Linked DNA regions of Homo sapiens: regions 1, 2, 3, 4, 5 and 6 are each linked to region 7. The links are chromatin loops, found by intact Hi-C in ENCODE. Cell type or tissue: endothelial cell of umbilical vein. All regions are shown on one strand.

The links. Hi-C counts contacts between places; a loop is a spot of excess contacts. Peaks named below come from ENCODE experiments on the same cell type or tissue, not always from the same donor. Only the 100,000 strongest peaks of a DNase experiment are listed, where the experiment ranks them.
Region 1: a loop joins it to region 7, with 21 times the contacts of the local background. A loop is called at or near these places in 72 of 110 quality-filtered maps.
Region 2: it touches region 7 in a loop (12-fold over the local background); 63 of 110 quality-filtered maps call a loop at or near these places.
Region 3: it touches region 7 in a loop (19-fold over the local background); 35 of 110 quality-filtered maps call a loop at or near these places.
Region 4: it touches region 7 in a loop (20-fold over the local background); 4 of 110 quality-filtered maps call a loop at or near these places.
Region 5: a loop joins it to region 7, with 5 times the contacts of the local background. A loop is called at or near these places in 6 of 110 quality-filtered maps.
Region 6: it touches region 7 in a loop (5-fold over the local background); 2 of 110 quality-filtered maps call a loop at or near these places.

The regions. Positions count from the first base shown.
Region 1 is chr1:213,372,847-213,376,846 of GRCh38, reverse strand. It overlaps a transcript of RPS6KC1 not described here. Among named protein-coding and RNA genes, the nearest start is that of RPS6KC1, 320 kb to the right of the region's middle. In endothelial cell of umbilical vein, a CTCF peak has its summit at 2,375 (motif pointing left); a DNase peak (open chromatin) is centred at 2,346.
Region 2 is chr1:213,243,130-213,247,129 of GRCh38, reverse strand. The region is part of intron 12 of RPS6KC1 (ribosomal protein S6 kinase C1); the gene reads right to left. Among named protein-coding and RNA genes, the nearest start is that of RPS6KC1, 190 kb to the right of the region's middle. In endothelial cell of umbilical vein, a CTCF peak has its summit at 2,369 (motif pointing left); a DNase peak (open chromatin) is centred at 2,339.
Region 3 is chr1:213,562,553-213,566,552 of GRCh38, reverse strand. It overlaps a transcript of RPS6KC1 not described here. Among named protein-coding and RNA genes, the nearest start is that of LINC00538, 360 kb to the left of the region's middle. In endothelial cell of umbilical vein, a CTCF peak has its summit at 2,147 (motif pointing left); a DNase peak (open chromatin) is centred at 2,152.
Region 4 is chr1:214,327,466-214,331,465 of GRCh38, reverse strand. SMYD2 (SET and MYND domain containing 2) reads right to left here. Exons shown (of 12, transcript NM_020197.3): 7 at 3,742-3,844; 8 at 1,188-1,298; 9 at 396-516. Among named protein-coding and RNA genes, the nearest start is that of SMYD2, 48 kb to the right of the region's middle. RefSeq lists an enhancer at 2,310-2,399 and a silencer at 2,326-2,620. In endothelial cell of umbilical vein, a CTCF peak has its summit at 2,446 (motif pointing right); a DNase peak (open chromatin) is centred at 2,455.
Region 5 is chr1:214,000,768-214,004,767 of GRCh38, reverse strand. All of the region lies in intron 2 of PROX1 (prospero homeobox 1), which reads right to left. Among named protein-coding and RNA genes, the nearest start is that of PROX1, 15 kb to the right of the region's middle. RefSeq lists an enhancer at 1,968-2,262. In endothelial cell of umbilical vein, no CTCF peak of the experiment used is centred here; DNase peaks (open chromatin) are centred at 507, 1,327 and 2,087; H3K27ac peaks cover 625 bases.
Region 6 is chr1:213,760,088-213,764,087 of GRCh38, reverse strand. It overlaps a transcript of RPS6KC1 not described here. Among named protein-coding and RNA genes, the nearest start is that of LINC00538, 160 kb to the left of the region's middle. In endothelial cell of umbilical vein, no CTCF peak of the experiment used is centred here; a DNase peak (open chromatin) is centred at 1,807.
Region 7 is chr1:214,121,227-214,125,226 of GRCh38, reverse strand. No RefSeq gene overlaps it. Among named protein-coding and RNA genes, the nearest start is that of LINC02775, 11 kb to the right of the region's middle. RefSeq lists a silencer at 1,803-1,892. In endothelial cell of umbilical vein, a CTCF peak has its summit at 1,852 (motif pointing right); DNase peaks (open chromatin) are centred at 166, 586 and 1,786; H3K27ac peaks cover 2,050 bases.

The DNA of each region.
Region 1 (4,000 bases), 750 kb after region 7:
AGAGCCTCATTCCTGAGATGCCTAACTTTGGGGGTGTTGATTGTTACAAAGTAGCAGGGTTTACTTGTATGGTTCACTCTACCTAGATCTATTTCCAGAAAGAAAATAGGCAGAGACAAGGCAAACCTGGAGCCCCAGGGGACCCCCTAATTGTCTGTCTGCCCACTCTCTGCACTGCACAACCATCAACTCCTACTGCCATTTCCAGTTAGAGAAGGATAGAAAGGGAAAGAGAAGCAGAGCAGGAGGCAAAATCGGAGGAACGGTTTGCATCAATTTTGAAATAGGATGAGGAACTGTGGGACCATATCTTTTTTTTTTTTAATTCTCAATAATGTACCTAATTCTTGCATGAAATGAGGAAAACTGTCTTCTACCATCGCATTACTCATGATAGCTGAAATTTTTTAACACCTCAACATCATTAAGTATGCAATTTTAAAAAAAATAGAAACAACCTAAATATCTAACAACTGGGAATTTGCTAAGTAAATCCAAATTATTGAATACAATGCAATAATTCAAAATGCAATTTACAAAGATTTTAGGGACTAGGGAAATGCTAATGACATAACATTTAGTTAAAAACAAGATTCATTTACATACAGTTTAATCTCAGTTATACAAATATGGAAAACATATACAGTACTAGATATTGTTTTGTCTGCCAGTATCTACTTTCTCTGTCCTTGTTTCCAGCTTTTCTGGAAACTTTACACACACACACACACACACACACACACACACACACACACACACACAGTTGTCACGAGAAGAGCCATTATACACAATATGGCTGGCCCCTGGCCACAGCTGATTGGTCCAGGGTGGACATCTGACCCAAGCCAGGACAATTCTCTCCTTCCCCAGTAATTCTGGAATTGGAACTGAGGGAGTCTTTCTCTTTCCAGCAGCAGAAACGATAGGACAGCATGCCTAGTAGTTGCAGCTGTGGGCCCATGTGTCTGGCCCTCTGGGCCAGAGACCCCCCAGCAGCCAATCCATAAAAGTAGAGCGGGGAGGAGGCAAATGCAGAAAGGAAGAAACAGTTAGAGAAGGAGTGTCCTGACAAAACATAGGTCCCCCTGTCTTGCTGTTTCTGAGCCCTGGCCACATTTCTGCCCTTGGGGTGCATGAGACAGACAACCCCAGATCCTTATAATCAAGCCACCATTTTACCTAGGTCTTTTGAATTGGATTTCTGTCACTTATAACCAAAAGAATCCTAACCAATATGTGCTCCCTCAAATGCCCAATTACTTATACAATCTCCTACATCCCTCAACATGTTCTTGGGGGTGGGGGATCCGATGGCAAGTGATTTCTTTTTGCTTTTCTGTGTTTTCCCCCAAATTTTCTATTATGAACACTTTTATTATCTGGCATTCAGCATTCACCTCGAAATCTACCACCTTAATTCACTTACAACAGATATACACACTTTGCACGAGGTTAAGAGAAAACCTTATCAGAAAATATGTATTTATTAAATATGTGTGTATATGTGTGTATGTGTGTATATATGTGTATATGCCTATGTGTGTATGTGTGTATGTATGTGTGTATATATGTATGTGTATATGTGTGTATGTGTGTATATATGTGTGTATGTGTATGTATGTGAATATGTATGTATGTATATGTGTATATGTGTATGTACATGTGTGTATGTGTATGTGTGTATGCGTGTATATATGTGTATATGTGTGTATATATGTGTATGTGTATATATAAGTATATGTGTTTATATATGCGTAGATGTGTGTATGTGTGTATGTGTGTGTATGTGTGTACGTGTGTATGTATGTGTATGTGTGTGTATGTGTATGTATGTGTGTGTATGTATGTGTGTATATGTGTGTGTGTAGTAATAGTTGTTGTCGTTGTAGTAGTAAATATATGAGACGTAGAAACCAAAAATCCTGGAAACTGTTCGCCTTTTAAATTTTCCCTCCCCATCACACACGTTCCTGGAGGTCCAGGGCCAAGGCCCCCCTCCCAGAGGCCTCTGGAGGTGTGTTGCAGGCCCTTCCCTTTCTGTCCCCAGCCTAGTCCTGACCTGGTCTTCAGGCCACATTTCTCATTCCAGCCATTCTGGGATCTCTAGTGATTCATTATCCGAAGGTCAGCCATTTGTACATCTCAACAGAAAGGGCAGGAAAACTTCTACCACCTTTCCACGTGGTGTGATCACGTCTCTTTTCTTCCCTTGCTTCTCAAAGTCATTGCCATTTTGGAATTTTGGTCTCTCCTGGCATGCCCTCCCTCTCCACTGAAGCTTTCAAAACCTCTATTCTTTGGAAGCCCAGAGCAAACCCTCTTTTCTCACCGAGAATCAGAAAACTTGGCTGGCGCACCCCCTAGTGGTGGCCTAATGAATCCCCCTCAATTACTACAGGGTACAACCCCTGGGGTTTCTCAAAGTGTGTTCCATTGGACCTTAGTTCTGCAGAAAAATAGCCTAAGAGAAAAGTATTGTATGTTAAGTGAGATTTGAAAACACTGGGATAAATAAAAGTTATCAGTTTGCTTTAGTGGAGGACGTCTTCAATTCTTTAAATATACTAATGAACACTGTGAATCTCACTGATCCAGATTTATTTGATTGAACTTTTGTGAAATAATAGGATAACTATCATTTATTGAGCATTTACTATCAACCATAGTATTAGCATTTATAAATAGAGAAATTGATACATGAGGTGGTCAAATAACTTGCTTCAGTTAGGTTCACATGACACCAAGGCCCATGCTCTTAACCATTACAAGATCCTGGCTTTATGTTTGCTCCAGGATGTTATTCTGCAAATTCTACTTATACATGCCACTCTTATTCCCTATATTACCAGTCAGGAATACTACAGATTACCTCTCTATGAAACAAGAAAAGCAGGAGCCTTCAAAGGATACAGAGGTCTCCCTCACTGCCCTTGGGAAGCTTCTGGTTTCGGTGGCGATAAAGGGAAATTCACTGTCTAAATGCCACAAACAGATCCTTCTTGAAATTATCAGCAAAGAGGATGTGATAGGGCATCGTGTTAAAGATCCAGATACATATTTTCCAATGATATTATGGGAAGGTGCAATAGGCTACTTTTTTATTTCTTCTAAGAGAAGCTTGCTTTTGAGCCCTAAATACTTGTTGGCCTGCTTTTATAAGCAATAGGATATTCTGTATGGATATCTGGTTTTATATCTGTTAAGAAATGGAGATGATAATATGCCCCCTCCCATTTTTTTAAATTGTCAAATACATAATATGTTGTAAACCTTAATTCTGGCAGCATAGGTTACTTATGGATGGGTTTTCTTTTTTTGTTGTTTTGTTCTGATTTTTTATTTTTTATTTCATGTAAAAGAAACCCAAAAGTAGTTTATTGACATACATAACTGAAAAATGTAGGCTTCAGGAACAGCTGGATCCAAGGGCTGAAATAAGAACATCATTAAACCCAAATGCATCGTGCCGTACTTGGATTTTTAGAGAAAGGAAATAGCACGTAGTGCTCTAAATATGTCCTGGTCCCTTGTCCTAATTAACATAGAGAAATGAACAGATAGTTGTATGGATGTCAGGATTTAAGGATGGGCCCCCAATTCCAACACTGGCCCTCCAGCTACCCTTCTTAAATATCTGTGTAAAGACTTGATTTTTCCATCTGTAAAAATGGGCATGCTACCCCTCCTTTTTGACCTCAGTGGAAGCTGAAAGAAGCTGTAAAGTTTTCAAATGCTTTTTCGTTAGAGGATTAGATATTGTGATAATTTTTTCGCTATTAATGTTCACAGAGATAGCACTTCACACTGGCAAAGGATTTTCTAAGTATTTATTTGTTTTACAAATTTATCATTTAAAACTCCACAATTAGCTTGTCAAACATACACCTTCAACATTACAACCACAGTTTAAAGCCAATCAAGCAACAAGAGGAGAGAGGGGAATACAGATATTTATTTATATATATTAAATATGTATGTATTTGTATATCTATCCTTCTAT
Region 2 (4,000 bases), 880 kb after region 7:
TGAAAAGTATTCAATGACAAATATCAATGTAAATTTCAAGCATTTAAAATTAAAGACTCATAATAGGGCAGAAAATAAAAGTGAAGGACACACACTGATAGGATACCATATCAACTTGTTCAAGACTAGAATGGGAAACTTAAGTGACTATATTAGGTTAACTAACACAAATAATTTTATGCACTTGTCTCAGATTGTATATTAAGCTTTCAAATATCATTTTCTTGTATTTTTCTTTAAGAGACAAGGTCTTGCTATGTTGCCCAGGCTGGAGTGCAGTAGCTATTCGCAGGCATGATCATAGCACACTGCAGTCTCATACTCACAGCCTCAAGCAATCCTCCCACCTCAGACTCAGTTTTTTTTTTGTATTTTATATGCTTAGTAGTACAGGTTCTATTTTCTAGCTGTTTTTGAATGATAAGAGTCAAGAAAAAAAGTAGTAAAAAAAAGTACTTTGACATTTTATTTTTCCTTTATACTTAAAACACTATAAACAAAGGTTTATTCTTTATTATCATAAGTTAATAAATCAAATGATAAAGCACATAAAATCTTTTGGCTAAAACTTTTGTGTGTATGTGTGTAAAAACAGATATAAAATCAGAGTAACCAGAAGAAAGTCCTCCAGAGAAAAATAACCAATTTACTCCAGTTTTTATTCTCTAATCCCTCACAACAAAAAAAGCAGAAGAACCTGTGTAAAAGTATCCTAATAAAGTATCTACAAGTCTCCTAATGTGGAAACCAGACAGTGTTATATTTATATTGTCATGCTATACAATCTGTTCCTACTTTGTGGACTATTTCTTTTGCCTTTTCTCTTCCTGAACTCCATTCTGTGTTTCTGTGGTATGAAAGGAACCCATTTACCATGAATGATGTTTATTTAAAATAAAACCTTTCTAGAGAATCATCCTAGATAATCTAAGGATACAAAGTGAACCTAAAAGGAATGGCTTCTACTTTGAAAACAGGGCTGGGTTTGATCAGTGAATTCGTATTCTCAAGACCCTCTTGATGGGTCTGCAGCTGCAGCCATTTATGCGCTGGCTTTTTCACAGATGTAGCCAGAGAAAGCTCCATGGTTTTTGTCTTTTTGTTGTTGGATTTGTTTTCTTTAATATAAAAAAGTGGCAACTTTTTTAAAAGTTCTCAGTTTTGTTATAGAAACTTGTGAATCTTGGGCATCCTTGGGAGTATACATTGTTGAAATAATTATGACTTTTTAAAATCTAGGATCACTAAGTTGGCAGAAACTATACTTAAATAACAGAAGGTGATCATTTGCATTTCAAAATTTATCTGTCTTGCTTTTCCCCTCAATTAGACCAAAACATGTTGATTCACAGGTTTCTGTGTGTGTGTTTTTTCTTTTTTAAACTTATTTATAGAGCAGAATAATGGCCCCCCTGCTAGTTTGGCATTTGCTCAAGTTTCTGTCCATGCAAATCAAATCTGTTACTGGAAATTTTTCTCAAAATATAAAGGCACATCATCCACAAGATAAAAAGATATACTGCTGATATTATAAAGCACAGGGCAGGTGGATAATGTTTTCAGGACAAATATGTGATAAGGATTCCCAGGAGGTGAAGTGGCAGGGTAGAGGGTGCACACTGTTTAAACAGAAGTGAGTTGCTCTCATCATAATCTTGTGACAACTTTTCTTTCTAACCAAACATCAGCTGCTTAACATGCTTTAGAGTTACTTGGACAATAATACTAAGGTTAGACTTGGGAAGTAAGAGGGAGGGGATCACATGAAAGGAAATTACTTCAACCTTTAGTGTTCCTAAGGGTAGATCAAAAGGTGGTTAAACAATCTATGACCCATGTAGTTACTGATTTGTATTTTTAAGTATTGAAATATTAACATATTATCATTGCTTCCATCCTTTGAGGAGAGGAAAACCTATCTGTAGTTTTGATTTATCAGTAGCACTGCCTATGAACTTTTGGAGCAAACAGTAATTCACAAATTTTTGCTCCAATTTCCCTTGAGTTATAAGTAAGGGGTACGAGCACATAGACTTAACCAAGTTCTATAACTCTCTAGATTTAAGGTCATCTTAATAAGAACACTGGTATTACTTTTCTGTTAAGGCCATTACTCGTTTTGTTTTACCTGGTTGCTAAAATTAACAGGCCCAATGAATGGAAAGCCTTTCCACATTGTTCACAAAGCATGCCACAACACTAGAACACTTTTGCAACTCACAAAGCTTGGAAGTACAATTCTTTTATGCAAATAATGACAACAAAGCACCTCTTCAGACTACAGCTTTTTTCAAATGCTAGTGAAGGACAACCTGGAAGAGGACAGCAAAATCCATTAATGGTAGACTGCCACCTGCTGGTCAACTAAGAGAATTGTAATTTCTGGGACAAGGCTTAAAAATTAGAACTTAGAAACCGATCTGTATTAAATTCGGTATTTCAGTATATGAAATTGAAAGTGTGTATCTGTTGATGAATGTAATATGGTTCTGTTCCACATATATTAAAACTCTCAGGATACCAACATGTTATGGATATTAAAGTAAATATGACTGTGCTTGAGAATAAAGAAAAATAATCTGCTAGAATGTTCAAGCACAAATTTACAGATAGTTTCCAATAAGTAACAATATATACACTTACTAGGAACCAGGAGAAAAAAAAGAAAGTAACAACAAAAATAAGAAATAAGAAACTACTTACAAATATTAAACAATATTCCATAAATGTGTGGTTTTGTTTTGTTATATGGTTCCCACTGTACTTCACTTTAGCATGTAACAGGCTTGACTCAAAAAAACTCCCAAATTAAGTTTGATTCTAAAACTTCCAAATTCATTATAATTAACAAATATATTTCTAAGTACACTGGAACCTAAAATGTTATTTCTTATCAAATTAGAAAGTGGGGAGGATCTGGTTTTTTTTTTTAATCGAGTAACTGTAATAAAGTGAATTCAACATGCAATTTTTTATCCTATTTACTAACATGATTTCAAAACATAACATCACATTATCTATTTGAGAAAAAAAAATGTAAGTGTGCTCTATTGTCTCTAACAATAAACAAAAACCAAACAGTCTTAATTTGAAGGAAGAAGGAGGAAAGAAAAGAAAACCCTAATAGTTGCTTTCAGGAACGTTTTAGGATATTTATTTTATAGGTTGGAAAACTTTGGTATTCTCTACTGCAGAAATAATTCTTAACAATGAAAGTTGTAACTAGAAACAATCTAGCTCTTTTAATCCTTATTATCATCACTTCCCATTATGCAGAGAAACAAGGTTAGCATCAATACACTAGTTAGCTGTTAAGTATTAAATACTATATTGATCAACACCTAAGCAGACTATATCAAAAAAAAATCAGCTTGAAACTCCTTTGAAGGCCAATGGGGCAACAGGTGAAGTGACTCTGGCCATCCAAAGAGGCTAAATGGTAAGCAAAAGGTGAACAAACTTTGGATTCATAATACAGCCCCATCTGCACTGATGACTGAGAAAAACCAACTCAAATGCAATTCATATGCTTATGCTACCTATAATTGTCAATAAAAGATCTAATACCCACAGAATAAATCTCTAATTTTTAAAAAATAAAGACAATACAGTAAAGGCAAGATAAAACTGTTTTGTCTATAAAAATTTGTTATAAAATGCCAGGTTGGCACATCACTAAAATCATATTGCATTTTTAAAACCTCCATTGTGCCAGGCACCATGGGCTCATGCCTGCAATCCCAGCTATTCCAGAGGCTGGGGCAGGAGGATTGCTTGAGGCCAGGTGTTCAGGACCAGTCTGAGCAACACAGCAAGGCCCTGTTTCTATTTAAAAAAAAAAAAATTTTTTTAATTAGCCAGGAATAATGGCATGCACCCGTAATCCCAGCACCTTGAGCCCAGGAGTTCTAGACCAGCCTGGGCAACAGAAAGACCTCATCTCTACAAAAAATGCTTTTTAAAAAAATTAGCCAGGCATGGTGGTGCACAAATGTAGTCC
Region 3 (4,000 bases), 560 kb after region 7:
TAGGTTGAGAAATTTCACCCAGCATTAATAGGAAATCCAGAAGAGAGGAAAGGCAATATCCAAAAAAAAAAAAAAAAAAAAAAAAAAAAAAAAAAAAAAAAAAAAAAAAAAAAAACTAAAGGCTGAGAAGTTCCAAGAATTGAAAAAGAAGTAACTTTATGAGACCTGAGAGCAATAAAAGTCAACCTAAATACATGTCAGTGAAAGTTCAGAACACAAAAAGCAAAGAAAAGATGTTCAATAAAACCATGAAGAAAGTACAGGTTACTTTTTAAATAGGAATAATTATTAGACTGACAACAGTCCATTTTCCCCTAAATTTTATTTTAACATTTTCAAACACAGAGCAGAGTTGACAGAATTTCATAGTGAACACTTGTATAAACACTATGTAGGTACTACCAATAATATTTTACTCCATTTCATTGTATTTGCTTTATCACATATCTATCCATCTATCCATCTCTGCATTCATCCAACAATCTCTCATTTGCTTTTTGTTGTTGCTCTTTTATTTGGGGTGTTTGTGTGTGTGCATTTCACAGCAAATTACAGACATTTCTACACTTTTTCACTTTTTTTTTTTTTTTTTTGAGATGGAGTTTCACTCTTGTTGCCCAGGCTGGAGTGCAATGGCATGATCTCGGCTCACCACAACCTCTGCTTCCCAGGTTCAAATGATTCTCCTGCCTCAGCCTCCTGAATAGCTGGGATTACAGGCATGAGCCACCATGCCCAGCCTACAGGTTTTCTTAAATCTGTCAGCAAGGATTTCATTAATGAAGTTCGATATTTGTTTATGGATTTTTTTATATCAAATTTGCATGCAATGAAATATACAAATAATAAGTGTACATTGGTGTGCAACTCAAACACATATCAAATATAAAATAGTACCATCATCCACAGAAATTTCCCTTGTGTCCCTTTCTAGTCAAAATCCATCCCTATTCCCTTCAAAGTCAATCACTATTCTAAAGTTTTTCCACTGTAGATTAGTTTTATTGCGCTAGAGTTGCACATAAATGGAATTCTACATTTTTATGTAAGACTTCTTTCACTTAGTATACTAATTTTGAGATTCATCCATGGTGTTACACGTACCAGGAGTTCATCCCTTTTTATTGTTGAGTACTTTTCCATTATATGAGCATACCAATTTATTCATCCATCCTGCTGGTGGATATCTGGCCTCTTTCTACTCTAAGGACATTATCAATAAAGCTGCTGTGAACATTCTTGAACAAGTCTTTTTGTGAATGTATTTTTCTGTTTCTCTTAGTAAATACCTGAGAGTAGAATTGCTAAGTCATGGCGTAGGTGTGTACATTTATAAAAGACTGATCCCTTTCTCCAAATTTGTTATACAATTTTACATTTCTAATATATGAATTTCTGTTGTTATACATCTTTGCCAACATTCACTTTTAAAAACAAAATTTAACCTTTCTGGTGGAAGTTTAGTAGTATGTCACTCACTGTGGTTTTAATTTAAATGTTTTTCATGACTAGTAATGTTGAACACTTTTTAATGGACTTATTGGCCAGTTGAATGTCTTGCTTTATGAAGTGTTTATTCACAACTTTTGCTGACAACATACTTCTGAACAGCAACACGATAAAACAGAAAACAAGAAAGTAATATTTCATCAGTCAGGGTCCAGTATGGAGACTAAAGCTATATCAGTAACTTACACACACAAAAATTATTACGGTGAATTGTTAACTAATAAAAGGTTGTTAATTGTCAAACTGGGCAAAGCAAACCATAAGGTATAGGGAGGTAGGAACCACAGAAACAAATTACTAACCTTTGGGCTGAGAGAAAAGTGAACAAGAAGAAACTTAAAAATCTCAGAGGAGGGGATCCTGCAAAGTTGAAATTTAGACCTTTGAGGAAAAGGGGTAGTTGTCATAGGAACATGGTGCCTGTTGATATGGTGACAAAGAAACTGACCACTACTGAGCTACAAGAGCTGAAAGCCACTTTCCAATGTGGCAACAAAGAAACTGACTGAAGGACACCACAAATGAACAATGACCCCTATACCCTGATCTGCTCATTGCTGAACTATAAAACAGAATACCAGAAGGAACAAAGTTCCCTCTTCCTTCTTTTCCCAGGCTTTCAGTGTCCCTCTTGTGCCCTCTATTGGCAGAACCTAACACTAAGCCATCTGTCAAGGGAGAAATGTAATCTACAGAGTTTAGGTCCAATATCACAAAGTGTGGCAAAGAAGGGTGGTTTCAGAGCTAAGAAGCAATAAATTAACAACAGACATAAATATATTCAAAGTGCTGAGAAAAAATATGCCTGTGTACCCAGAATTTTATACCCAGTTAACCTATCATTTAAAAGTGAAGGCATAATAATGACTAAAAACGATTTTCTCTTTGTTATACTTTATACAACACATATAGGAGAAAATATGCAACATATAGGTAAGTTAAGACTTTTTCAGACAATTAAAATCTGAGAATTCATTACTAACAGTAATAAATGCAAGAACTATTATGGTACTTTCCCTCAAAGAGAAAATTGAATCCAGAAAAAAAAAGTAAAATACAAAAAAAAAAAAAGAGGTAAGCAAAAAAACTTGGTAAACATTTGAGTAAATAAATGGTAAGCAAATAAATTGGTAAAATTATAGGTAAATATAAATGAAAAATTACAGTATGAATAATTATAAAATAATAATTAATTTAGCGTATAAAAGTAAAGAGTAATTAAAATACTGGCCAACCATATGAAGATGAAAAGAAATGATCAGAATTAAAATGTTTTAAGCTCCTTGCATTTTTGGAAGACAGGTAGAATTCAAGGCCTTACTCCTTAACAATCTAGAAACATGATTGGTACTCCCTGGAAATGTACAACACAATCCTAGATGATATTTTCCAAGTCAAGTGTACAGGATATAATGTTAAGTTTACCTCTAAAGAACAGAGGTAAAATGAAAAACCTTAAAATCAGTAGAAAACAGAAAATAAAGTTTGATCAACTCCAAATAAAGTGGGAATGAAGAGTAAAAGAAAAAAAGTTTAACCACAATAAGTGGGAAACAAAATCTTTGGAGAAATAAATCTAAATGTATCAGTAATTGTAACAAATATAAATGAACTAAAATTCCAAAGTAAAAGACAGAGATTTTCTTATTGCTTTTTAAAAAATCAGATATATAATCTGTACAAAGACCTAGCCAAAATATAGCAGCATAAAATATTAAAAGAATGGAAAAAAAGATATATAAAAGATATATATCAACTGATAGAAACTTGATGTCACCACATTGATATCAGATGAAATAGATTTTAAGAATTATTAAAGAGGGGCTTTTTACAATGGTAAAAAGGACAATTTATCAGGAAAATAAGACAATTGCAAATGCCTATACACATAACATAACTCTGAAATATATGAAACAAAAATTAATAGACTTTCAAAGAGAAATTGACAAATCCAGCAATATGGTGACAGATAATATATTTCTTTCAAAGAGTAAATCAGGCAGACAGAAAAATGAATAAAGATATAGAAGATTCAACAACACCATTAACAAACTTTAAAGACATACAAAGAACTTTTCAGGGCAAGGCATGGTGGCTCACACCTGTAATCCCAACACTTTGGGAGGCCAAGGCAAGAGGACCACTTCAGGCCAGGAGTTCAAGACCAGCCTGGGCAACATATTGAGGCCCTGACTCTGCAAAATATTTAAAACTTATCTAGGGATAGTGGCACACACTTGTGATCATAGCTACTTGGAAAGCGGAAGTGGGAGGATCGCCTGTGCCCAGGAGTTCAGGATTACAATGAGCTCTCATTACACCACTGCACCTGAGCCAGGGTGACAGAGTGAGACTGTCTCTGTAAAACAGAACTTTGGCCAGGCGCAGTGGCTGACACCTGTAATCCCTGCACTTTGGGAGGCCAAGGCAGGCAGATCACAAGGTCAGGACATCAAGACCATCCTGGCAACTAAAAAATACAAAAAGTTAG
Region 4 (4,000 bases), 210 kb before region 7:
GCTGTTTCCTCATCTGCTGCATGGGAATGAGCAGAGTCCCTGCTCAGAGTGTGCCAGTGAGGAGAGCTGAAATAAGCAAGGCCCTTGGCACTGTGCCCTGCCCAAAGTAAAATACCCAAAGCACAAGGCCATCAAGGCTCTGTCCTTCATGGTCCTCCACCACATGGGGCTCCCAGCCAAACTAGCCAAAATAAGGGGAAATAAAATCATACAACTCCAACAGGATGGACACCACATTGTGGGTGGTCAGTACGCCTTTACACATTTACTAGGAGACATTCCTCCTTTGGTTTTCAGAATCTTAAATCCATCCTTCTCCTGCTCCCTCTTTCCAACTTCCCACCTTGCCTTGTTGGCGAGGGATAATAAGCTATCAGGGCAGTTGTAAAGGATATATTTATAGTGCTTGGCCCTCCGGAACTCTTCAATGACGTTGCGTGCATATCTGACCATGTCTCGGATGGCTTCTGCCTTTGGGGGATCGCTGAGCTTCCGGATTTCCACCTTGGCCTTATCCTGAAGGAAACGTCCACAAGGGCAAGGCGTTACCGCCCATGGAAACCACACTGATAGGGAAACCTCTCATATAATACACATTCCCACACAGCGGTCGACACTGGCCCATTCCAAGGTTACAAAAGAATGAAAGGAAATCAGGCAATGCATCTGAAGAAATTCAGTACTCCATTACCTTTTTACAGAAACAAAACAAAAAGATTAATTTTCTAGATACTCCTTATCTAAAATGTGTTGGCTATGGGCAGATATATGTGTTTACACATCTACGAATCAAGAGACTAGAATAAGGAAGGATGGCATTGACGGAACAATTTGGAAAATGCCAGGGAAACTTCCACATATTCTGGTGAACAGGTTGGAAAGCCTAGAGATTATACTCATGTGCTTTTCCCCCCTCCTCCTTTGAGCAGTTGTTTCTTTTCAAGAAAGAGCAGTTCGGCAGACCTTTCTCCTGTTTGTACAGTGTAATGGAAATGTTTTCTTTAGCTACTAGGAGCAGGTCTGAACAGAGACCTGGTCTAACTAGATTCCCTTTGGCTGTCTTTGTAAGGAGGGTTTAAAGGGTCAAAAAGATCCTAGAGGAGATCCGCCAAGTCAGACAAGCTCTTCAGCAGAGAGGTCCTGAGATCAGAGTGCAGTCAGCGCTCTTGCCCAATGAACAACCTTACCTTGTCCTTGGTGGTACACTCCTGGCACTCACAGGTAAAGAAATAAGAATCTCTTAACCGGTCATTTCTATCTTCCGTTGGGTACAGGAGATCAATATAGCTGGTAAAAACCTACGGGGTCCAAAAAGATAAAGCTTCAGTCTGCTACAGGTAAACTCAATCCTTGTCATTCCCGTGCCTTTGCAGTCACCTGCAGGGCCCATGCAGAGGATAAGGCGGGCTGCAGCGGAGGAATGCGCTGTTTACTTTAAGGCACGGAATTCCTGAACTGAGCAGCCACCTGACGTTGGCTTTCTCTGGAAGGTGTTCACTAATCCACAGCTGAACTGGGAGCTGAAGCCAAGGTGCAGGTTAGTGGAAAGAGTCTGTAGAATCAAGGAGTCCTTAAAACAGTGTCCTGGAGGGTTCAGAGGATCCCTGCCTCCCTCAGCTGCCTCTGCCTGGCCTTCATGTAGTTTCATGTTTCACCACCTGAGACGGCGCAAATGCTTCGTTGCCGTCATCACTGGATGCTGCGTGCAGGGGAGGGCATGAGCACGCACACACCACACACATGCAGCTAAGCTCCCCTTCTCCTCACATCAACTGGCAATGGAGCAAGAGGCTCCACTCAGTGGGCTGGGACCCACAGCTCTGGGTGGCCAGCGGAGGGTGAACACATCTTCTAGGACACCAGAATGCTGCGGCCTGGCCCAGCGGGCAGCTCCTGATCCTGCAGGGCAGCGAGCTTGGAAAGTCCTTACCTTTGGTTCATGGGGCTCCACCGTCCTTGCCTTTTCCTAATGGGGTCTGTAACTAAGGCTTGGAGCATATGGAGGAGACCAGCATTTAGATGTCCATTATCTACTCACTGGGACAGCACTGGCTACTCATCCCACACAATCAGGCAAATGTCTGACTGAACAGATGGATCTCATGAAGCCGCTAGCGTGCCAGTGACCACGGGCACCACCAGGCAGGCAGGGGAGGACACGCACAGGGCTGGGTGCTGCAGGGGCAGCTAAGCTCTCCCCAGCCCATGGGGAGGTACTGGACACGTTGCAGCTCACCCCGAAACCCTGGGGAATGGGGTTTCTCCTTCTCTGAAGGGTAAGTAATCCCCAAAGCACTGACTTCCCAAAAATGAGGTTACTGCGTTTCAGATCTGGGAGAACATAAGGGCAAAAGGAAACTGCAGCCACCCCTGCCCTGCCTCACACCACAAGAGCCTGCCAACAATCTCTGTAATGACTGACTCACAGTGCAACATGCGGAAGCTTCCAGAAGATGGCGACAAAGGCCACTCCAGTACCACTGCTCCCAGCCAGACTGAGCCAGCTTAGGTGACAACCTGCTCATCTCTGCAGTCAGCCCACAGGTGCACTGGAGCCTGGGTGACTGCATTCTGACTGGCTGCAATTATCTGTTTCAAGAAAGGCTTCAGAGCAGTCTCCATAAGACCTTTGGAAACTCAGACACCCCAGCCGAAAGGGGACACACCCTCATCGTAATGGATTTAGCTGAAGGTAGAAGGGCCAACCTGCCTGCATCTTGGGCTTCAGCTCCCAGTGCAGCTGTGGATTAGTGAGTGCCTTCCAGAGAAAGCAAAGCACTTGTCATTCAGCACGCTGACAGTTATATTTTACACTTCACACTTCAAATACCCAGGCATGCACCGTAAAATAGCATTACAAATTGCTAAACTGAAATTAACCCAAGTGTGATTACAAGTTCCTAAAAACTCATGTGTCTTGCTGGGAATTTACTTAAGAACACAGAGCATACTACAGCAATCCATCAGGCCAGCCCTTCCCAGGTGAGACGTCTCATGAGGTAGTCAGGAATCACACATGGGAAGGGAACAGGGAATCGCTGAGCAGGTGATGGGAAGACTGGTTCTCTCCACGTCCTGAAGCTGAGGAGGGAAACTAAGGTGCCCCTTGGCCACAGACTGCCTTGACTTCTCCTATTACTGCATATACCTGGACTTTTGATTTAGATTCCTAAAAAGTGAACTGCGACCTGAAGTTCAGATGTGGAACTGATAGAACACGAAATTCTGATGTGTCCCTTGGAGTGCCAGCTCTTTAGCTACTGCTGCGTTGCTTGCTTTCTTTTGCTTTGGACCTTTGAGGGATGGTGGGGAACAAGCAAGAATTCACCAAAAAAAATAAAATAAAATAAGGCTCAAGCTCAGTTGTTTGGCAATAGGGATACAGAGACTCTAAAGATAATCAAAAGTTTGACTGTGGTCATTTTGGTAGTAAATGTCTTCTTTCTCTGTAAATCTCTATAAAGCTTTGGGACAAATTTGACTCAAATTTATTACTTCCTGTTTTTCTTGACCAGAGATGGAAATGTATGTACCAAACAGAAGCCCCAAAGTGTGGGAATCTAAACTACAGGTTACAAATCTGATCACTGACTCCTGGAGAGCCTGAGGGCAGACTCAGCTAAACTGCTGGAGGCATTCACAACTCATACTGTCAAGTGACACTGCACAGATCTGTCCACATTGCCTTTTAAAGAGCAGTCTCAAGCCCCCTGCTGCAGCCACCCATAGCCATGAACTCACCTCCTCTCCCGGCTTGATTTCCTGTACAGCTCTGACTTCTGCCAGGGTCCCTTTGTAGGTCACAATGACATTGGGGCAACAGCTATGATTCATCAATGCAACACTGTCAGTCAGAAGAGAAAACCCAGTTTTTAAAATGAGATAGGCAGACTGTTTAGCTTCCTTCACTACTTACTTGCTAAGTCAGAGGAACTGAATCTTTGCAAGACATTTTTTAAAAATCTAATAGTTGGCTATCACATTCTAAGAGGTTGTTCTG
Region 5 (4,000 bases), 120 kb after region 7:
GTTTGTTCTTCTCTCCACACTCTGCAGTTTAAAGCAAATTATTCTACTAATGTACATGAAAATATAAAATGCATTATTTTGAACACTGCTATGCAAGTTTCACATTTTACCTTTTAGTGTTAATCTAATGGAGCATCTTGACTCACTTGCTTTTTATCTTATTATATCCTTTTAATTGTTTTTCCTTTTAAATAATAGCTAAAACTTGGGAAGAGTAGTTTTGGCATGGAGAGGACAGGGAGGGGGCTGTTGCTTTTGTGAAAGCAATGGTCCAAAACCAAATACAATTTGCCTGTCTTGGATTTATAGTTAACTCCTTTGAGAGTGACGCAGTAGTTGGGGCTAACAAATCAATACATGTGGGTTAGCAGATCAATAAATGGCCACTTACCCAAAATAAGAAGGCCTATTTATCTGGAAACATCATTACCTTTTAGATCTGTAAACAGCAGCAACTAAAACAGTTCCCAAGAGAATGTGAGGCTAACCATAACAATCCAGGCTTCCTGATTCTCCCCCAGATTCTTGGCACTCCTCAGCAGACTCAGAGCTGGGATGGCTCTGGTCACATCTGTGCCGCAGCCTGGCCCTGCCATTTCCTCAGCAAATTAATGGCTTTATAATTTATCAGAAATGAAGATGCACGTGGAGAAAATCAATGTGGTCCCCCACAAGGTCAATTAAGGGCCCTTCCTAGAAGCTTCTCTAAGGATTTTCTTTTAGAAGAGTGTCTAAGAAAAATAAGAAAAAAAAGAAAAGAAAGTGTGCTTGTGTGTGCAAACACACACACAAACACACTCACACAACTACCCAACAAAAATTTCACCCCTTAGGCAGAAATGTCAAATAAACACAGATATTTAGGAAAGGTAAAATTTTCCAAATGACCTTCATCAAGTCTAGCGTGACTAATCTTAAGAATGGAGGGAAACCAGAAAGTTACTAGAGAAGCATAATCAAATTAATATGGATAAGCTCTTGACTACTTATAACAGGGTGTTTAACCAAATATTCTGCTGAGAATTTGTTCAATTAACATTCCCTTTAATATCCCATGCAATTTTAAAAAGATCACCTTGGTCTGTAAATAGAAAAGTTAAGTAGTGCAGGTTTTTTATTTTTTTATTTTTTGTTAAACTGAAAATAAACACTAAAGAAAGAAATTTTGATTTTATATCTGTAAGCCAAAGCAGCTTAACTGAACTTGTGTTTTTGTTTGAGATCCTTAATGATTACAAAGACGATAATTTATGACTGACATACTTCTTGTGCCAAGGAGAGGGCTGAAAGGCCCTCCAGTAACCTCCATTAGACTGATACAGAAGACTAAAGGAGCCCAGCACACTTCAGGACCATCTGTCCAAATGGATAAGTGAAATAATAGTTGCAAGCTGTCTGCGACTGCCTTGTGATAAGAGTTTTAGGCAAGTCCAAACTTTGACAGACACTCTCAGATCTGGGTTCTAATCTTTTCTTTCAGATGGCTACATTAAGACAACGTCATGCATTTAATTGGAAGTCACAAATCTTTTAAAATTTGGTGTCATACAAAATACAAAGTGTTTTTCTGTGTTTCTTAGATGGGCACTGAGCTACCAAAACTTCCTGAAGCTTTTAATACATCTAATTTATGCTAAGATGTTTTTGTTCTTTTTATCTAAAAAAAGTAAAATATCCATTTTATTTTGATCAGTATTTAGAGGCTTTTTATCTAACAAAAAATTATTCTGATTTGGATTTCTCAAGTTCATTTTTGCTTTAAAATGTTTCCTGTTGGTAATACTTGGAACTGATCAGTTGAAATGGAACACAGAATTAATCTTTATCTCTTGCTTATTGTGTAATTAAGATAAAATTCCCATAAAATATATGTTTCTAATAAACTATTAAAAATAACTAATGAAACATTTAAAAGGCAACAGTTAGATAATCCTTTTTTTCTCCTCAAAATAAATCTGAACTGACCAATTGGTTAATTTCCCTTTTAAGTGCTTGTGCTGAAAAGCAACTGTTCTTCCAAGAAAGCACTAGCTGTTTCCAGGATACTTACACACGCACAATGACTCATGATGGAATAGATTCAGTAAACATACAGCTGTACTGAACACGAGCTAAGCTCCATTCAAGGCCAGGAAAGAAAATGAGCACAAATAAATATTAAGGAGGTAAAGGGGAGTGGGGTGAGGGGGGATGGAACGCAAACAAGATCTGTCCCAGCAGCTCATGTGGCTGTGCCTCAATTCTCTTAGCCATAGCTTTGTGAAGACAGATGACATTCAATTCTATGTGTAATGCAAAATAGACAATAACTGTTGAAACTTGAGACAGCTGCCAGGTGTAAAAAAAAAAAAAAAAGAAAAAAGAAAAAAAAAAGAAAAGATGATAAATCCATAAATTAATGAAAGACATCTGCTCGGGAATATAAAAGATCAGAGAAGCAGGGTACTGCAGCTGAACGTAAAGCAGTGTTCAAACAACCTGAGAACCTAAGTGTTGTCTGTTTACCAAGTACAATATAACCTTACCTAAACAGCAGCCACGGGAGGAGCAGCGGAGGCAGCAAAAAGGCAAATGGGAGAATAATAAGCTGTGAAAGCGGAGGAAGAAAATTCTTTTTTTCCAGCTAAACTCTGGATTGTAGCTAGAGATTGTACGTGCTGCAGTTCCCAGCAAATGGGTTGAGACTACTTACATTTTCCAAAACATTTGAAACCTAAAGAATTTTAGTTCTGCCTTATTCCCTAATTTGCTAAGTTTCTAAGAGGTTTTCCCCCTAGAAACTAAAATGGGGAGAAAAGATCTAAACTCTCTCACATAATGACAGTGATAGAGCAAGTCGTAACTCCCACTAGGAAGTTCACCATAATCGGAGGGCTGTGTAGTGTAGGGATTTTTTTTTTTTAATTTACTTACTTTATAATTTTTTTCAGGGGAGGGGGGTAGTGTAGGAGCCCAAAGTCTTTTAGTCTTTAATCTACATGTTTTGCTCTAGCTAATATAAGTACTATAGCCTCCACAAGACTTCTAAAAATGTATAAGATCAATTTCTGTGGATGGTTTCAAATTTCAGAAATTCATTTCTAATCTATGGTTCCTGGTTGGATTTTAATTTCAAATTACTAAACCATTTTCCTTTCTAAACTTCAAGTCTTTCTAACATTCTCCCTAAAAGTTGAGTAGAAAAAGCCGGCTGTTTCAGAGAACAGGCTCAATTTCTTCACCTGCACGTCTTAACGGCTTATACTACTCCTCTTGTGCTTTAACTGGGTGCATGCAAATGTTTGGGGCCTAAACTAGGCTATTTTTCTTGAGATGCAAAGAGGATGAATGACAAGGAACATCATGAAGAAAAGCAATTGGCTGACTGTTTCTTTTGGAATTTGAATAAAACTTAATATTTGATTAAACAGATTCATTTGCAAAGATACTGAACATATTTTTAAAATCCAAGACATGAGCCCTTGGAGCAGGTGCACTGAAATTCAGTTTAACTTGCATACACATTCACTATTTCCCTTCTACTAGATGGGATAATGAGGTAGTGTGTTCTATCCTACAGAACATATATGTTTAATGTGGTGAATGTAGAATGGGTTGACCTGATAAGCTGGTGTTCTTAATAGTTCTTATCTTAGCTACTTTGTTCAAAAAACAGATGGTACCTTTTGGAGTGGGAGATAATTTTTCCTGAAAAATTAAATTATATATAACAGTTTGGAAAGCCATGAACGAAAAATTAAAACATAATAATAGCAATCACAGTTGTACCATTTCATTACATTTCTGCCCATTTCTATTGATCTTTTCGAGGAATAACTGTACAACCGGATCATATATGGCCCCGTATCCCTAAAATTGAAGTAAGACATCACTCACTGTGATTCCCAGATATTTCTTCAAAGTAAAAGCTTGAGAATTTTGCCTACACACTAACAGTTAAATCAAGGGAAGAACACACTGCCATACAGAGGTAGAGACAGGAGAAAAGTGGGCCCAATCT
Region 6 (4,000 bases), 360 kb after region 7:
TTCAATTAGGGGACACATTTGACAATCTGACTACTCCATCTGATGCCTCAAGGGCAAATTTCAGCTCTTTCAGGAAGGGATGGGCCAATAACGGATTCGTATGAATAAAATATACAGAGAAGGAACATTCGCAGCAGTTTGGGGAAACCACCTTCTCCAGCAAGGAGAGCAAAATGTCTACATGAAGATAAAATTCACATAAATAAAGCATGGGGCTTAAACTGTTGGGATGCTGGGAATTCAGAGTGAAGGCTCCTGTGCCTGCTTGCCCATCACCTGCCTGGAGTTGGGAATTAAGAAGTGCAAATCAGCACTAAGGAGCCTAAGACATTTGTAATTCTATGGAAGAAAATCATTGTGGCAGAGTTCAACTCGCTAAGAATCTTACTCGTTTATTCCAGTTTTAAAAACCATCCTAGCAACCAGAAGTTTTTTGTGGTGTTTAATTTTTAATCCTTCTGTTTAATTCCCTTTCTTCTTTATTACCCTGAAGATAATCAGAAAAGCTGCTCAGCATCCCCTTTTTACAGCTTTTCACATCCTGGAAGGTAGAGTCAAGGACCAGGTCCCATGAATAGAGCTCTTCCTGCTCGGAATTGACCTTGGGTCCATGTTACCCTTTTCCTGGCAGCAGCAGACTAGAGGATGAGTTAGGTCTTCTGTAGCACCTGCCTTGGGCAAGTGCCATCAGCTCGCTGGACTCCTGTATTCCCATCAGGGAAAGGGAAAGTCAGTTCCTTCCTCATCTTGGAAGGGTCTCCTGGGAATCAAGTCAGGTGCTAAGAGGGGAAGGAAGTGAAAGTTTGATAGAAATGAAGGGACTCTCGTCGTTTGGTTCCTGTTTTTTGGGCTGACCTGGTCAGTACAAAGAACTCCCAGAGGCAGCTTCGTCACTGAGATGGGAAAACAAAAGCAAAAATTACCCTTAAGGCCAGGCTCAGTGGCCCACACCTATAATCCCAGAACTTTGGGAGGCCAAGGCAGGTGGATCACCTGAGGTCAGGAGTTTGAGACCAGCCTGGCCAACATGGTGAAATCCTGTCTCTACTAAAAATACAAAAATTAGCCGGGCATGGTGGCGGGTGCCTGTAATCCCAGCTACTTGGGAGGCTAAGGCAGAATTGCTTGAACCTGGGAGGCAGAGGTTGTAGTAAGCTGAGATCATGCCACTGCACTCCAGTCTGGGCGACAGGGAGAGACTCCGTCTCAAAAAAAAAAAAAAACGTAAAAAAATTACTTTTAGGTTAATGGCTCTCAAACTATACATTTGTCTAGTTCCCTACTTAGTTAAGCCTGGGTTATCTTAAATACTTGTGTGTGTATTTGTTCAAAAAAGGTCCTCACACAGCTCATAAGCTTGTTAATAGCATACAATTAATTTTATATTTTAATATGAATGACAGGTATTTTCTATTCTTAGAAAGGGCATTATAAACATCTATTATTAGCATGGAAAGAAATCTCTTGAGAGTGACCATCTGCACCACATATTTGACTTATTCTTACAACATTTTTATTTCTATTGTTATTAGCAAATGATCACAAATGCATCTAATTGAAATTAAATTTCTTTATTATAGGAGAGTTCTTGGATTTACACTAGTATTTGATGCATCTCTAGTCATCGTTCACTTTTCTTATTTTCATTCATTCATTCAACAACATTTATGGGAACCCAGAATGGCCCAGGATGCTGGGGGAAGCTGTGAAGTAAAGATGTGTTTCCCTTCCTCCGGAAGACAGAAAGGCAAAGAGAAACAGCGTAGTGCAGAAAGGAAATGAGGCAGAGGGGAGAGGGGTGCACTAAACTCTGTGCTGAGTTGTCAGGAAGGCTTGATCTGTGACTCAGACATGAGGAGGAGCTTTTGATGTGCAAAAGGGTGAAAAGCACGCTAGGCAGAGGGCACTGCTTATGCAAGGCAGAGTCCCTGCCCGAGACAGCGCACCTCTGACTTTGAGAACTGAGTTTGGTTTTCGTCATCCTTCCTTCCTTCCCTCCCTCTCTCTCCCTTTCCCTCTTTCTTCCTTTTCTCCTCTTTTCCTCCTCCCCTTTCCCTCTCCCTTTCTCCCACCCACCATTTTGCTCTTCATTCTTTTTCATCCTCATGACTCTAACAATCATTTTCGTCTCACTTTATCAAATCTAGATATATCTGAATAGAAAAATAATCAAAGATCTAAACTCCAGCCAACACCCCCAACTTCAGACATGGTTCCATCCCTCTAATAACACCCTCAACCCACCACTGAGCAGCTCTGAGACACCTTTTCACCCACTGGGTGTCCCCAGGGGTCTGGAGAGACTCATTCTTCTTGCCTTCATCCCTGCCACCTGGCTGCATATTTTCTACACACTTGAAAAACTCGTTTGAAGAACCCAGGAACCTGGCTGGGCACCTAGAAGATGTCTGAGTGAGCAAAGGAGGCACTGAGCCATTTGGAAGCTCAAAGACTGAAAGGCAGAAGCCATTTGCCTGTCCGCCATTCCTAGCATTAAATGGAAAGTGTGTGGACAGTGCAGTCATCACTGTAAGCCTTTGCACAGATACAATGTCAACAGGACAATTATGATGGAAGTCTTATAGAACAAAGTCCTATTTAAATTATTGGAATCCTTTCCATCTGATCCATCCCACCCATTACAGCCCCAGTTATGAGAGATTATTAAAACTATATCCTCCTGCTCTGATTTTCAAAAGTCTGTAAAAGAGAAATTGCCCCAGATATTGGCTGCTGTGGCCACGCAGTGCAGCATTTCCTGTCACCAAAATTCATCTGGCTGTGCTTTTGAGCTAAACAACATGCATCCTCAGACTTCATAAATTGTCATTCCTCTGCCCATCCAGAGAGCAGAAATTCATGACTTGATCTCAATCAAACAGCGTAAAAACCCAAACAAAAATACATCTGGACAGACAAACGGGATGCCAGGTTTTTGCTTGATGAGAAGGGAAATAGCTCAACCCTGGCCCCTTGGAATGAAGGCTTTATCTCAAAAAATGCTCATGGAACCTTAACAGAGTCACCGAGACCAGCTTCCCTTATAATATACAACATAAACTAGATATGGAGCTCATTTTGTTCCATGCTTTGTGACCTGGAAAACATTTTGTTGGAGCCTTAAAAAAAAAATTAGCCCATGTTCATTTTCCCCCCAAATGCGATGATCATCATTTTCTGTTCCTTTAGCCCAGGTGAACAGCAGCCAGTGAGCTGAGGCAAAAAAAAAAAAAAAAAAAGTAGACTCACACTTTCCTGACACAGTTAACAGGCTGTTAAAATTCTGTCCTGCTCAGCCTTAGTATTAGTGTTTAGGGAATCAGAAGGCTAGATCTACAAGATCTGGCTAATATCTACACACAAAGTAGATTGAAGAGTAAACAACAACAAAACACTATTTACTGGTCAGTTAAATAATCCATTATCCACAAAACTGATTACTAATGTTGTTTGTCTGAATACATATTTTCCTGAAACAAAACGAATTTATCTTGAATTGTGTAGGTAGACAGAAGTGTGGTATGTTTTTTTAACAGAGGGAAATCTGCCATTGAAAGCAGAAGCAAAGCTTGCCTGAGCTGAGATCTTACCAGATCAAGAGGGAAGCCTATAGTTGTGAACTCATATTCCTTCCTCCTGCTCCCCCAGTTTCTCTCTCCAGGGCTGACCTGGGGGAGGATGTCTCTGGGCAGGGACCGGCAGCAGCATATATGCAAATGTTCCCTAATTGTGTCCCAACCATTACTCCATTGTGGAGGCTTTTAAGATAATTTATGAATATTCTTTTTTAACCACTGTAAATGAAGCAGCGGCTGTGGGTGTTTGTGGTGTGTGTGTATGTATGTGTGTGATTTCTTCCTGAGTTATTTATTTGATAATGATATTAAATATTAGAAACTCTAACAGCTGGTGTGTTTATCCTGACTTGAGTGTATTAACCTCTTTAGCCCTTTTTTCCAGAAGAAGGATTCGGCATCACAGATTTGACTGTCAGCTGTGG
Region 7 (4,000 bases):
CTCGAATACTTCTCTCTTTCTCTCAAACCACAACAAGGGAAGATTGATAGCTGGAATGGAAAAACCCTGGTGTGGTCTCACAAATACTGGTTTAGGCTAGGGGTGAGGGGCAGATCCTCCTTCCTCATCTGTTTGTTTAAAGATAAAGAGGCCCTTTCAGTCCACATGGGGTCCAGTAATTTAACCGTGAACTATATTAATGGCTGCCAGAAAGAACCTGCTGTACTGGGCTGAGTCAGGAGAGACGTGAATCTCAGGTTCTCACCAATCCTGGCCAAGCTTCCCCAGACTTCTCAGTTTTAAAATGTTACCTTTGAAATATTTATTCTAGTGTCTCATACACCATGGATTTTATTTTTTATTTTTACTTTTTCGTTTTGAAAGCCCTTGTGTTTCTAATACACAGAGATCCTGGAATTTTAGATCTGCAAATAACACTCCCTGTTCCATAGAAAAAAGTCTTTTATTTTTCCTTACTGGAATTTTTTCATTCCTTCCCACCCACCCCACCCCCATTTCTCATTTCCTCAGGAAGCCATTTAGCTGGAGACAGAGGGAAAGTTTTCCAGCACACTTCCCCCGGCCCCCACAGACTCATGCACACCCAGATAGCAATCTAGCACCAAGATATGCTGTAATAGACTCAACGCTGCCCGTAAAGATTTCTGTCTCCAATGCCCTGAAGCATTTGGAAGGCCTTCTGGTGAAGGCAGCCTTCATCTGTGCTAACACCCGTCAACCTCCAGGAATCTTAGGAGGTCGCTAGGCTGGGCCCTGGATATTGGCTTTTTGCTCTCTGCTGTCGATGAATGGGAAAAAGAGTCATTAGAGAGCTTCCCTGGATGGGATGCTTTTGCGGGCTTTCTGGAGTGAGGGATGGTAAAGTAGGGACTCCCTGGAACTATGGGAGTGTATTGTCATTCTTTTGTAAAATAAGTATTTGAGAAGTTTAGCATGTCATGTATTTTAGGTACTGGGATATAACGGTGGACAAGACCACCAAGGTTTCTGTTCTCAAGTTTATTTTCTAGTTTTCAAGAGGAGAGGTGTGTTGAGTAAGGAAGGCAAAACCAGGAGGATACAGGTGAAAACCAAGAAAACAAACACATGAACAAAATACATTTTGTTTTTAGTGATACATGCTACGAAGAAATCAAATAGCATTTTAGAATAGTGACTGATTTTCTTTCTGCTTGCAACGTTTAGGACACCTCCTTCTCTGATACTCCCAGACACTAGTACTGGGAATCACCTAACATACCTTTAGGCCCTGCACGTCTCATTAGTGGATGCCTTTGTCCTATCCAGAGTGAAGGTTCTACATTTTTCTCTGAAGATGAAGTTTAAGAACTTTTGTGAGCAAGGATTTGAGGTTTCACGCAACATGCTGAGAGGTAGAAGAGTAGAACAATGCAGAATGCTTCAGAAACCACTGTCTACTCTGTGGCCCCCAAAAAATGGGGAGCTTTTTAAAATATTTGAATGGCCAAGAGAAAATGAGTACAGCAGAATTATTCCCAGCTGCAAGAAAAATGTTACCTTTAACCAAAAGAGACTTCCCTGTGTTATTTATTCTCATGACTCATCAAGTCTGTTGGGATCAAGTCTAATCTTTGTCTAAATCCAAGAAGTGTTGGTTGTCTCTAGAGAAGGCTGACTTTTCATTCTGGTGGCCAACACTCATCTTCTCAGAACCGTGGGAAATTGTTTCTGTTGTTTCTTAGTTTGCTCTTTTGCTTTCCCTTTGGATAAAACAATTTTGTAAGCTCAAGGGGAGGCCTCCAGGAATCAGAGGCTGGGGGAGTGTATTGGAATCAGAGACAAAAGTCCTTCCAAGACCGAGATTACACTCCGCTTAGTTACCACCAGATGTCAGCAACTCATCTGATTTCAGTTCTCTAGCAAAGGGAAAGAGCCAGGAGGGGAAAGGACCGCCCGGGCTGACATCAGCTTTTTGTTTGTTTGTTTCAGGTGTGAGTTAAGGAAGTTGTCTGCCTCAGGAAAAGTGCTAACAGCTCAAGCAGGATGGTAGCCTGAGGACAAGTAGGACACTCTAACGTGTTCACGGGATGGAATTCTTGAACTAACACTTTAATTTGATTTTTTTCCTTTGTCAGCATTATTTATAGATATCAAAGTTTGTCAGGCAACTATAGCTTTGTTGGGAAGATTTTTAAGGCCAAAGGCAACTAACAGATAGATTTGCTTTCAGCTTTTTTTTTTTTTTTTTTTAAGGAATCTTGCTAGGCTCTTGAGAAAAACCTTAAGAAGGAAAAGAGAAGACTGAAAAATACACACATTATTTCAAAGAGAAGGTCTACATAAGGCACACAAAGGGCAAGAGGTAATTAAGACCAGCTCCTGTGATGGTTATCTATTTTGCAAAACTGGGTTAAGTTCTCAATATAATAAAGTGTGAGACAAATGTCTTCAGTGAATTAAGTGTCAATATAGCTACAAATGCCTTCAGTTCTATGGAGGAAGCCTCCTCATTAGTTTATGGGTTTTATGTGCCACTATAATGGATTCTTCAGGAAGCCAAACTCAGGGTGCAAATACAATAACATCATATTTATTAATAGTTCTCAGATTCCTAAGGGCTCCTGTGGCAGGGATACCCCATGCATTCTTCTTCTTGACGGGGTCTCGCTCTGTTGCCCAGGCTGGAGTGCAGTGGCACGATCTTAGCTCACTGCAACTTCTGCCTCCTTGGTTCAAGTGATTCTCATGCCTCGGCCTCCTGAGTAGTCCATGCATTGTTTTCTAAGTCATCCTCCCATGTATCTTCTTCCAATTTCAACTTTTATTCTTCTAGTTCCTTTATTGATTCTGTACTTCAAGGTCAAACCTGCATCAGTCACTCCATTGTTGAGCAAGTCTGTGTGCAGCTAGAAGTATGGAGGAGGCGCCAAGTGTGCTCCGTGGCAAGTCTCTCAGGCTGGTTACGGACTCAACTCCACAGGCTGACATTTGAGGTCTGAACTGGCGCCTTCATGTAGGCTTGGGGTCTGGGCCTTGTAGGGACTTTGCCAACAACTCCCTCACCAAGGCCCAGTTTGGGGCTTGCAGGGTGGGTGCTGAAACTGTCCATTGACAAAATAGGACGTCACCTACCTCTCCAACCTACTTCCCATCTTTCTCATGAACACGTCTCTCACATCAGCCTCATTCATCCATTATGGTCCCCGAGACTGTGCCAAGGACATTCCTTCCTTCAAGTCTTTCCTTCAGCCAGCTTTCCCCACTATCTCCTGGAACTGACTTTGATCTCACTTAACTTCAGCTGATGGTTCAAACTCTACTTCTTCCCTAGAGTCTTCACATCTTACTCCAGCCTGATGTTATTTCACACCTCTTAATTCCTAAAGCACTTGCTGTATCATAATTTTGGTACATTGACACATTGCATTTTGGTGAAGTCAGGGCCTTCAGTGCATCCATCACTGGAGCAATGCACACTGTACCCACCAGGCAACCTCCCATCATTCACCCTCCCCTACCCCACTGAGTCTCCATTGTCCATCATTCCACACTCTGCTTCCCATATTTTTAATCCTTTTAGTTAACAATCTTATATCGCATCATATGAATATTATATAAATACAATTATATACCAATAATATAACATGTAATGTAAATTATGCTATATTGCCATCTATATTAAGTAAATGTATTTCTTCCACACTTTATTCCAAAATACATTGTAAATTTCTTGAAATCTTAAAATAATTTTTAGTCAAGTATTTTACTTATGGTAGGATGCGTAATAGGCACTCGTTAATTGAAAGCAGAAATGTTCTATTTGCTGATCTCAGTTTATATGGTAACTTCCAGAGTAGACATCCCTGGAAGTAAATTTCTAAGATAAACAAGAAATGGAGCCTGGAATTCTTTGCTCCTTCCTCATTTACCGCTCCATTTGAGATCCTTAAATGAAAAAAGACCGAGAGAAGTTCTTGTAGTTCAACCTCCACCCCTTTCTCCGAAGGCTGTGGTTCCT